2 separate regions of the Homo sapiens genome follow, and region 2 is linked to region 1. A link is a contact called in ENCODE POLR2A ChIA-PET data. All regions are on one chromosome and are shown on one strand. The core of a region is the stretch at or near the end of the contact, and the rest is flanking DNA. Distances in the headings are between cores, read along the strand shown. Region 1 overlaps MTHFD1L (methylenetetrahydrofolate dehydrogenase (NADP+ dependent) 1 like). Region 2 overlaps MTHFD1L (methylenetetrahydrofolate dehydrogenase (NADP+ dependent) 1 like).

Region 1 (5,731 bases), core at 1,770-4,269:
TCACACCTGGCTAATTTTTGTATTTTTAGTAGAGACGGGGTTTCACCTTGTTGGCCAGGCTGGTCTCAAACTCCTGACCTTGTGATCCGCCCACCTCAGCCTCCCAAAGTGCTGGGATTACAGGCGTGAGCCACCACGCCCAGCCCTCTAATTTCTTTTTCTATGGGAGCTTAGAGTTCATAGAGATGGAACTGTGATTTTTGTTCATTACATTCCTCCACTTCTCCCGGCAGATTTCTGTACCCCCTCTCTGATATCTAGAGCATTGATTATATGATTATTCTAGAATTTTTCAGATGGCTTCATGATAAGCATTCTGACATGCCTGTCTCGCCTACCAGGCCACACACTTGTTGAGGTAAAGGACAATGCTCACCCTCTTTGCACCGCTATCACATCACCTGTTCAGGGCACAGAACAGCAAAAAAGGGTTGACAATGGAATGATGCTTTTTTTTTTTTTTTTTTTTTTTTGAGATGGAGTCTCACTCTGTTGCCCAGGCTGGACTGCAATGGTGTGATCTCTGCTCATTGCAACCTCCACCTCCCGGGCTCAAGCAATTCTCTTGCCTCACCCTCTTGAGTAGCTGGGATTACAGGCACCCATCACCATGCCCAGCTAATTTTTGTATTTTTAATAGAAACAGGGTTTCACCATGTTGGCCAGGCTGGTCTCGAACTCCTGACCTCAAATGATCCGCCCGCCTCGGCCTCCCAAAGGGCTGGCATTACAGGCGTGAGCCACCATGCCCTGCCAGAATGATGTCTTTTTAAAGATGAGTATTACTTATTGGCAGTTACAGTAAAAACTGTCAAAGTACCTGTGACCATTTGGACACAATCTGAAAAGAAGTTTATAATTTACTCAAAGGTCAAAAAGATGGCTTATCCAGAGAGAAGTGGTAAAACTTTGAACTATTCTAAAGACCCAGAATCTTGTTGAATAGCACCACTGCCATTAGCCATGGGCCTCACCATGCACTCCAAAACTACATGCTCAAGTAGCATATGAACATAAATCATCCATCCCAGGCATCTTTAGGGTCTAGGGGCTTTTTAAGCCTTTTATTATCTAACAATAAACCCCATGGTGCATTTGGTTATGTTTCTCATTACACTTGACTTAGGTAAACGGTTCAAAGGCCCTGTGGGAAGTGGTTTCTTCTAAATACCTCTGTTTTGTTCTAGAAGTAGCACAAATAAAAGAAAATCACACAGATATTTAAATAGTTACTCAAGGCAGAAAAGCCAAATCATAGAAAAGTCAGATTATTTTAACATTGTACCGAAATAAAGGGTTGAAACATTTTTAAAAAATCCAATCGGGTATTTGGCCCTCTGCAGAAAAAAAAAAAAAAAAAAAAAAAGATGAAATGATGTGAATGATTCAAATTTTTCTTTAATGTGAAATTCAGTCTATTCCCAGATCAGTTTGGGCTGCTTTTTTAGCTGCTCTGTCCAACCAATTCAGGGAAATTCTAGAAACTTCTGCACAGAAATGGGTGCAGGCCTGATGGAGACTGAGATTCAAATGCCCTGCAGCTGCACTCCAAGTCAAGTTCTCAAACAAAATTCCTTTTCATTAGTGTAACTGGGAAAATATGTAAAACTCATGAGTCCCTAAGATTCTTTTGGCATATTTCCCTGAACAATTCCCAATACTTTTCATTTTGTCAGGCAAAGCAAATAAAGTGATGTGTAGGTGTAAATACCATGCGATATGTAGTTGATGAAATGCAGATGATTCTGACTGAATAAGAAATCCTAAAGTTTGAAGAATGGCTTTTTAAAAGAATTAATCTGTTCTGCATTTGAGTTATTAATAATAGAAGATTTAAAAAAATCTCATTGTTTTATATTTTAATCCCATTGCTGATATATTTAAATCACATTTCTATATAAATTAAAATATGTAATAACAAATATATTGTTATTTAGTATTATTTAAAAATTACTTGGGTATTTGAATTCTTCTAAAGCATGGAAAAAGATTTATGTTACAGTGTTCAGAGAAAAAGGCAGGACAAAAATGATATTTATAGCATGATCTCAATGTGTAAAAAGATGAATATATAAATAAAATATTGAGTTATGAGAGACCTAGTTATCTCCTTTTTACTTTATGTTAAATTTTTTACAATAAGCTAATATTATTTTCAGAATTAGAAAAGACTTTTAGAAAAAGGAAATAATTCTCCATTTAATGGAGGGGTCATTTATATTTTTAAAGAAGTTGCAACAGTGCATATAATGGTTTGATAACAGTCATTTCCCCCTAACGCTTGACCTGGTCAAATGTAAAAATATGAAGATGATTTTTATTTCAAATTGACTTTTCACTTTAGATTACAAATGTTGCTTTAAACCAGTGCTGCTTTTTGCTGTTTGTTTGTATTTTTTAAAGATGGGGTCTTGCTATGCAGCTCAGGCTGGTCTTGAACTCCTGGCCTCAAGTGATCCACCCACAGTCTCCAGAGTAATTGGGTTATAGGCACAACCCGTCATGCCAGGCCCACTTTAGGCTATCGATAAAATAGTTGCCTGTGATCTAAACTGATATCAATATTCAGCTATTAAGGGATTAGATACTGATGACAGTTTACAGCCCTAAAAAATATATCATTTGTTGTGTTGGGGAGAAGGGGCTGTTCATTCTTCCCTTATAGAATCCAGTGTGGCTATTTCCTAAAAATCTTCAAGCTGTGCCACAAATGCATACATATATCATAATCTTACCAGCACGGTTATTTTTTTCCACTACAGTTAAAAAAGAGACAGGCCATTTAATTTTTGTTCCTTCAAAGGTCTTTGTTAGGTAAAGAAACTTAGAATTTCAGAAAAAGAATTGTTGATCCCTTGGTGTTTAATCTGTTCTTGAAAATTCATCTTTAGTCTTCTTTTCTATTTACAACATGGCAGGCCAATTTCAGCTTGATTATACATATTAATGCTAGCAAAAAGCCAGCGTGGAGAAATGTTCTACTGGCCATGGACTGCATTGGCTGTAACCCCAGGCAGTCGTGCTAGCTAGCATTCTCCAGCATGAGGCTGGAGGCCCAGCTTTGTTTACAAGTAAGGAACCTGAAAACAGTATCATCACAGCTTTGTTTTAGAAGTATCAGTTTTGTGTTCCAAGCTAAGGTCAGAGCCATCCATATCTGGATTTCTGATTTTATTGACAAGCCCAAAATGGAGTAAAGCACAAGGACTGGATAAGAAAATCTGCTGCAGGATTCTTCCTTCATAAACAGACAACACATCCTACCAAGTTTTCCTTAAGTGTTCCTATCTGAACAGGGTGAGAAAGCCTGCAAACCCACCTACCAAGATCATCTGAAGCCTGGAAGAAAGGAACCAATTTCACAAATCAAATGCTTTTTCAAGGTCTTAATGGCCAAGAGTTTGTTTATTAATTGCAGACAAATATGCATCAAGCATACTGCCATAAAACAACCCTGACTAAACTGTGCCCTAAACTCAGAGACCCCGGAGCCAATCTAACCAGAGGCAGCTCCTTGCAGGGTGTGGGCCCAGAGGGTGCCTGCAGGTGGAGCCAACCCCTCCCCTCAGCCAGGAACTTTCCCACACTCGATTATGGGGACATTAAGTTTGGGGTTCTAGGTTGGAAAGGGGCTCAGGAATCTAACTGCAGTGAGCCTGGAAGCCTGCGGGAGAAGGGTGAAGCCACAGGCAACCAAGGTGTGGAGCAAAGGATGAATTCCTTACAATGCCAACTGCTGAGGGATTCAGAGAGGCCCTGGCTGTCTGTCCCTCTTACAAAAAAGCTACAGAAGCTGGGCATGATGGCTCACACCTGTAATCCTAGCACTTTGGAAGGAGGAGGCGGGCGGACCACTTGAGGCCAGGAGTTCAAGGCCAGCCTGGCTAATGTGGCGAAACCCCGTCTCTATAAAAATACAAAAACAGTTAGCCAGGCGTGGGGGTGCATGCCTGGAATCCCAGCTACTTGGGAAGCTGAGGCACAAGAATTGCTTGAACCCAGGGGGCAGAGGTTGCAGCGAGCCAAAATCGCACCAGTGCACTCCAGCCTGGGTGACTTCATCTCAAAAAAAAAAAAGAAAAGCTACACAAAGAGAAGGAGAAAGAGGAGGACAGGAAAGTGGGACAGGAGGAGGGAAAAAGGATTTGAAGAAATCACTATATCATTAAAGAGGTGATTTTTTTTTTTTTTTTTTTTTTTTGAGACAGTCTTGCTCTGTCACCTAGGCTGGAGTGCAGTGGCGTGATCTTGGCTCACCGCAAGCTCCGCCTCCCAGGTTCACGCCATTCTCCTGCCTCAGCCTCCTGAGTAGCTGGGACTACAGGTGCCTGCCACCACGCCTGGCTAATTTTTTGGTATTTTTAGTAGAGACGGGGTTTCACCATGTTAGCCAGGATGGTCTCGATCTCCTGACCTTGTGATCCACCTGCCTCGGCCTCCCAAAGAGCTGGGATTACAGGTGTGAGCCACCGCGCTTGGCCTGTTTTGGATAATATTTTTGCTTTATTTGTGGTTATAAATAATTGAACTCACTTCCGGGGATTTTTCCTAAGGAGATAATTAAACAGATGCACAAATCCACATGCCCAAGGTTGTTAATTCTAGCAGTTTAAAATGGCAAAAATTGGGAACACTTTGATTGCCCATCAATAGAAAATTGGTCAAGTAAGTTGTGGAACATCCCTATTCTATGTTCAAATTATTTTTCTGCATCAGTGCACTTGGACAATTAGAAACACTCAGAACTACCAGGGTAGCACTTATTGATGGAACTAGAGGTGCCAGAAGATGTGTAAGATGGGATCTCCACCCTCATCCTGGGCATTTTGCTACTCCCCCAGCCCCTGCTTCCCCAACATGTTTAAGAATCTGGGATGTGGCCAGGTGCGGTGGCTCACACCTGTAATCCCAGCACTTTGGGATGCCAAGGTGGGTGGATCACTTGAGGTCAGGAGTTCGAGAAAAGCCTGGCCAACATGGTGAAACCCCATCTCGACTAAAAATACAAAAATTAGCTGGGCATGGTGGCGCATGCCTGTAATCCCAGCTACTCGGGAGGCTGAGGCAGGAGAATCGCTTGAACCCGGGAGGCAGAGTTTGCAGTGAGCTGAGATCACACCACTGCACCCCAGTCTTGGCAACAGAGCAAGACTCTGTCTCAAAAAAAAAAAAAAAAAAAGAATCTGGGATGTGAGTGATGGAATGTTATGTTGTCATGAAAAATGGTGACATAGCTCAATATTCACTCACATGGAGCTCAGTATGCCACATATGCTTGAATAATCAGGTTGCTTACACAATAGCATGTGAGTGTGACCTCATGGCTGAGAGACTCTATCAGCGTCAAAACAGTCCTCGCAGGTCAACAGTTGTTTCCTCTGAGTGCTTGGGTTTGGGATGTTTTACTTTTTCACTTCTGTTTTCTGAATTTTTAGAATATTTCTACAATGAAACTACATTCTTTTTATAACCAGAAAAAGAAATAAAGAAAAAAGCACTTACATTAATAATTAAATACGTAAAAACAAAGTTACCTAGGAGTCAATTCCAATTACAAGAAATGTCTCTGCCTGACAAATAGGTTTTGTGCCTGAAGCTTTGTATACATCATAAGCAATAGTCACTGAAATGAAATTTCAAGGCAGCAAAGGAATTTATATGGTCTCATGATGTTCCCTCAGGTCACACTGAATAAATATTTGAAATCCCTTGCTTTCTATCATCTTTTCAG
Region 2 (5,293 bases), core at 191-2,690, 96 kb before region 1:
TTCTGTCTATATAATGCACAGCTGCTTAACATATTAGCTACTTCAAAAGCCTGGTGTCTACACTTGTGTCTTTGGTCATTTTTGAACTAACATTATGTTAAATCTTCATATTCACCAAAAATGTAACCCTTCTCATACTCTACACTAATTCCTTTCCAAACTTCTTAAACATGTATTTCAGAAACGGAAATACTCTAGAACAAAGCTGTCCACTGCCACTTTCTATCACAATGGAAGATGTATCGTGTGTTCACTGGCCTCATGTGGCTATTAAAAGCACTGGAAATGGGACTGGAACAATCCAGAAACTGAACTGTCAATCTTAGCCACATGGGATATCAGGCAGTATGGCTCTAGAAAATAACTGTGACCAGTGGTTATATTGGTGGCACAGTCTCTCGCACAGAGCAGGCACAACATAAACACTAGCTGAATGACTCCACGAAGAAATAGTAGAGGATTTGGTGACCTTCATGCTTTATTAAATTCATTTTGTAGGTGTGGTGGACCAGGGTCCTAGAAGCTGAGTCACTCAAAGTTAAACAGTATAGCTTTCTTGGAAAGGCTCTGGAAATGCTCACTAGAATTCTTCAATTAAATTATTGAAGTCCTGTTTTTTAGTGGAATAAAATTGATCTGTACATTCTAGAAGAGCTGTTACATTTTAAAATAATTTTTTGATGACAAAAAATGGACAAAATAAAATGAAATGGAACAAAAGTTTAAAAATGAACTGTTAGAAATAAAGATCCATGAAGGCTTTATAACGTAGTAGGGGCGTCTCATCTTACTCAGAGGCCAAATTCTTAAGTCAGCAACTCTGAAAAATCTTTTAGAAGACCTATGAAAAACACTATGTAACACTCCACTCTCAATACCCTAGCATCTCTTAATGAGGCCCCACTGTTGTGAAGTATTGGAACACACTGCCATTTCTTCAGCCCTGCACCAAATGAAGTCGTTGGCATACATCGGGGGCCACAGTGAATGACAAATACATGGTTCTTTTCTTTCACCAAGGCTACAGAGTTGAATTCATATGGGTTAAATCTTCCTATGCTGTGATATTAGCAAAGTGTATTCCAAGTCCCGTAAAACATGTAAAGAGAAGGATCAATTAATAAACTTGTAAGTTGAATAGACATTTCCGGATACACAGTAATTATTTCCATTCGTATTTTGCATTTTAAATGAAGCATAAATTTTAAATGATCTACAAATACAGTTTGGCAAGCAGCCTTTCCTGTACTTCAAATTAAAGTACAACATGAAGCTGTCGATATTAATTTATACTGACCACACCACACTAGGTGCAAGGGCTTGCATTACCAATACCAACTGGAGTCCCGGGAGCGGCTCTGCCCTTGTTACTGAGAACAACAGGCCCCTGTATCGTTGACACAAAGCATGTCCTTGGCTGGAAATCAGCACATCTGAGCTACGTGCCGACGTCCACGAGCCTGCTCAGTGGGCATGGAGCCCTGTGGGCTCGCGGGCCCTGAGCAACAGGTTCACTCTGAAGACGCCTACATGTAGGGAATCTCATCCTTCTACGGCAAACCTGGGGTGCGGTGAGGGTAACCGGACTCTGGGAAATGGAAGAAAGGCTCGCCGCTAGAAAAGCTGCATTTCTCCACATGAAATAGTAAGAAATCCACATGGGTAATCTTTTATTACTCTCAAATAGAATAGTGTAGCAATGCCAAAAAACGGAATATATGGGAATAAGTGATTTTAAAGATCTCATCTCACCCAAAAGAGGGCAAAGTGCTGACTGGTTCGAGCACTCTGCTGGGCCCAGGAACACTCATGTACAGTGTTCTGTTTTGTTTTCTTTGAGACAGAGTCTTGTTCTGTTGCCCAGGCTCAAAAAAAACCCAAAACAAACACACACAAAAAAAACAGGCCGGGCATGATGGTGTGTAGTGGCATGTTCTTGGCTCACCGCAACCTCCACTTCCCAGGTTCAAGTGATTCTTGGGCCTTAGCCTCCAGAGTAGCTGGAATTACAGGCACGCACCACGATGCCCGGCTCATTTTTGTATTTTTAGTACAGATGGGGTTTTGCCATGTTGGCCAGGCTGGTCTCCAACTCCTGACTTCAAGTGATCTGCCCGCCTCAGTCTCCCAAAGGGTTGAGATTATAGGAGGGAGCCATCGTGCCTGGCCTTTTTTTTTTGAGCTTGGCTCTGTTGCTTAGGCTGGAATGCAGTGGGGTGATCTTGGCTCACTGCAACCTCTGCCTCCCAAGCTCAAGCAATCCTCCCACCTCAGCCTCCTGAGTAGCTGAGACTACAGTGCATGTGCCACTATGCCTGGCTAATTTTTAAAATATTTTTAGTAGAGACAGGATCTGCCATGTCACCCAGGTTAGTCTTGAACTCCTCGATTCTAGCGATCCTCCTACCTTGGCCTCCCTAAGTGCTAGGATTACAGGCATGAGCCGCCGCGCCTGGCCAAGCACAGTGTTCTCATGATGCATCTGCTCGTTCCTCTTCTACAAATCTGACTTAGGAACATCAATGTGTTACAAGAGCGAAATGAATGAATACAGGTGCAACGCTCGTTCCGTGTTCATGTTCAAGGAGCCCTTGTACTTTATTAAAAAAAAAAATCCCAACCTCTCAGAGACTGGGGAGACTGGAAGCCTGTGCTGTTTGAGTGTTTTTTTCCCCTAAACCCTAAGATCGTAGTTTTCTGTCTTAAGTGGTCCATTACGTGTGGTACCTTTAATGTTTGTTCCTGTGATCATATTTAATGGTCTTCACGAGCTTGCTTTTAGATTGAGAAAGTGGACACTCTCTCCACTGCAATGGTCTCATGTGATCTAAATTTAAGTCAGAAAGCCTGGGGAGGGATGGAGTGAGTGGTAGAAGGCAGCCGGCCAACATGTAGTGTGACTTTGATAGTTCATCATTTTACCTTCTCTCATAATTTTAGATGAAATAAGGCATTTCTAGAAACTTACATCATAGTGACAATCATTTTGCATGCTAGAAGAAAGCTTTCAATGACACTACAGGGATTCTTGTGACATGTGTAAGTATAATAAATACAGGCCACTGTTTTTTTCTCATTGGGTGCTATTTCAACCATCGAGGAAAGAAAGCTGGGGCAAGCTTTGCCAGAATCACAGGGATGAGTGGGATGCTTTGAGAAGGTTGGGCCAGTGCTCATGACAGGTGCAGATCCCTCGAAACTGTCTAACACAGCTGAATGACGTGCCTGGCAGGCTGGGTGGTGGGTTATATACTGCCGGCCAGCAGAGGTTTCATAAAGAACCTAGAAGCCAGTGTTGGAGAAGCATCTAGATTTGAGAGGGATCTAAGGTGTGTTTGCAGAAGGTCTGGTCAAGCAGGAGGTATCCGGGGCTTGGTGCAGTGGCTCATGCCTGTAATCCCGGCACTTTGGGAGGCTGAGGAGGACAGATCACTTGAGGTCAGGAGTTCGAGACCAGCCCAGCCAACATGGTGAAACTCTGCCTTTACTAAAAATACAAAAATTTGCTGGGCATAGTGGCCCACACCTGTAATCCCAGCTACTCAGGAGGCTGAGGCAGAAGAATTGCTTGAAACCGGGAGGTGGAGGTTGCAGTGAGCCGAGATCGTGCCAATGCACTCCAGCCTGGGTGACAGAGCGAGACTCTGCCTCAAAAAAAAAAAAAAAACCCAAAAACCAACCAACCAACCAACAAACAAAAAAACATAAAAAAAGCAGGGGGTATCTGGAGATTTGGGGTTGGATCATGGAAAGGGGGCCAGGGGATAAGAGGCTTATGGGAGGCTTGTTGAAGCCACTCACATTGAACAATCTAAGACTGTTTAAAGGCAGCTCAACCATAATTAAGAAAGCAGAATATTAAAGAGCATGGGGGAAGAAACAGGTTTATGAGTGAGATGCATAACTGACTGGAAAATGTAAGGACCAGCTTTCCACAGAACACTCCAAACATTCTAATGCACAACAGGAGAAGAGGGAGCGCTGAAGAAAGGGCTACTGACTCAGGCTGGCCCTGGGCGTGTCTGAAGATGGGAGGGAGAGCCGGGGGAGGTCAAAGGCCCTGAGGGGGAAGACAGCTTTTCCAGGGACAAGGACAACCAAAAGAAAGGACAGCCTTTCAACCTAGAGTGTGTTTTTTCCCTTCTAATTACTGTGAAATGTAAAAGGCAACAGAGATGTGCATCAATACCCTTTTAAGTTTTAAGATCCTATTAATTAAACCCTGTATGTACAATGTGAATGTACTTAATGCCACAGACTATACATGTAAAAGCGATTAAAGGGGAAATTGTATGTTATACATATTTTTACCACAATGGAAGATCCCCCACTGTATATCCATAGATATGCATTTTTAAATGTTTATTTCAATGTGGAGGCTCTAGTTGCAAATGCTCCAAGTCCATGTAAAGGATAGTTCTCACACCCCACCAACAACTGGTGTAGGTTCCAGCTGGCATTTTCAAGATGTAGAAAATAATTTCTTAAGAACCAACCAGAAAAACAACAACAATAACAACAAACATCCTGCCTTAAAAAAGACCAGCAGAGGAGGAAACACCCCTGGCCATCTGGGCAGTGAGAGCGTGAAGTTCAGAAGTCAGCAGAGCTGGCTGCGGCTCCAGGCTGTCTTCGTGGTTTGTTTTGCTCTTCCTTCATCCAGCCCCCACTGGGATCAAGAGAATGGCTTCACGCAAGGAACAGGAAAGACCTTTTAATAAAAACAAACACTATCCTGTCTTGCTGTCAAGGCTACACCTTAAAATGTTTGCAAGGCTAGAGGAAGGATACAGAGATGATTTTCAACCTTAACTCCTCATTTAACAAACAATATTCCGACTGAATGTCAAGCTGACTTCTCCGGGTCATACCTCCTTCTTTGCAAAAATGACTGATGTTTTATGATATCACTAAGGGCTCCCAATTCTCACGGAGAAGGAAAAACGTCAGTGTCTTGGTTTAGTTCAGTAGTGCTTTAGGAGACTTGACTTCTAATTCCTGGTTTTAACCCAGAGCAAAATAAACCAATCTTGGAGTTTGACAAAGTTACCTTGAGTTACAGGAGAATTCTTGAAGGTGAATTCAGGAGGCCCACTCTCTTTCCAAGTGAACATGACAGGAGGAAGAACCAGCATTGATTGACTACTTTCCTCCATTTTTTTCTTTTTGAGACAGAGTCTAACTCTGTTGCCCAGGCTGGAGTGCAGTGGTGTGATCTCAGCTCACTGCAACCTCTACCTCCCAGGTTCAAGCGATTCTCCTGCCTCAGCCTCCCGAGTAGCTGGGACTACAG

What was found. ChIA-PET counts read pairs that join two places held with the same protein, here RNA polymerase II (POLR2A).
Region 2: POLR2A ChIA-PET joins it to region 1 with 12 read pairs in T-cell. The contact joins two enhancer-like sites. POLR2A ChIA-PET finds 5 or more read pairs at or near these places in 3 of 52 experiments (A673, OCI-LY7 and T-cell).

What each region holds. Positions count from the first base shown.
Region 1 is chr6:150,926,904-150,932,634 of GRCh38, reverse strand. The region is part of intron 11 of MTHFD1L (methylenetetrahydrofolate dehydrogenase (NADP+ dependent) 1 like); the gene reads right to left. Among named protein-coding and RNA genes, the nearest start is that of MTHFD1L, 64 kb to the right of the region's middle. Within about 2 kb of position 3,019, at least 2 of the 41 ENCODE cell types and tissues checked have a DNase peak (open chromatin) inside an H3K27ac peak, as active enhancers do.
Region 2 is chr6:151,021,423-151,026,715 of GRCh38, reverse strand. All of the region lies in intron 24 of MTHFD1L (methylenetetrahydrofolate dehydrogenase (NADP+ dependent) 1 like), which reads right to left. Among named protein-coding and RNA genes, the nearest start is that of MIR12131, 79 kb to the left of the region's middle. Within about 2 kb of position 1,440, at least 6 of the 41 ENCODE cell types and tissues checked have a DNase peak (open chromatin) inside an H3K27ac peak, as active enhancers do.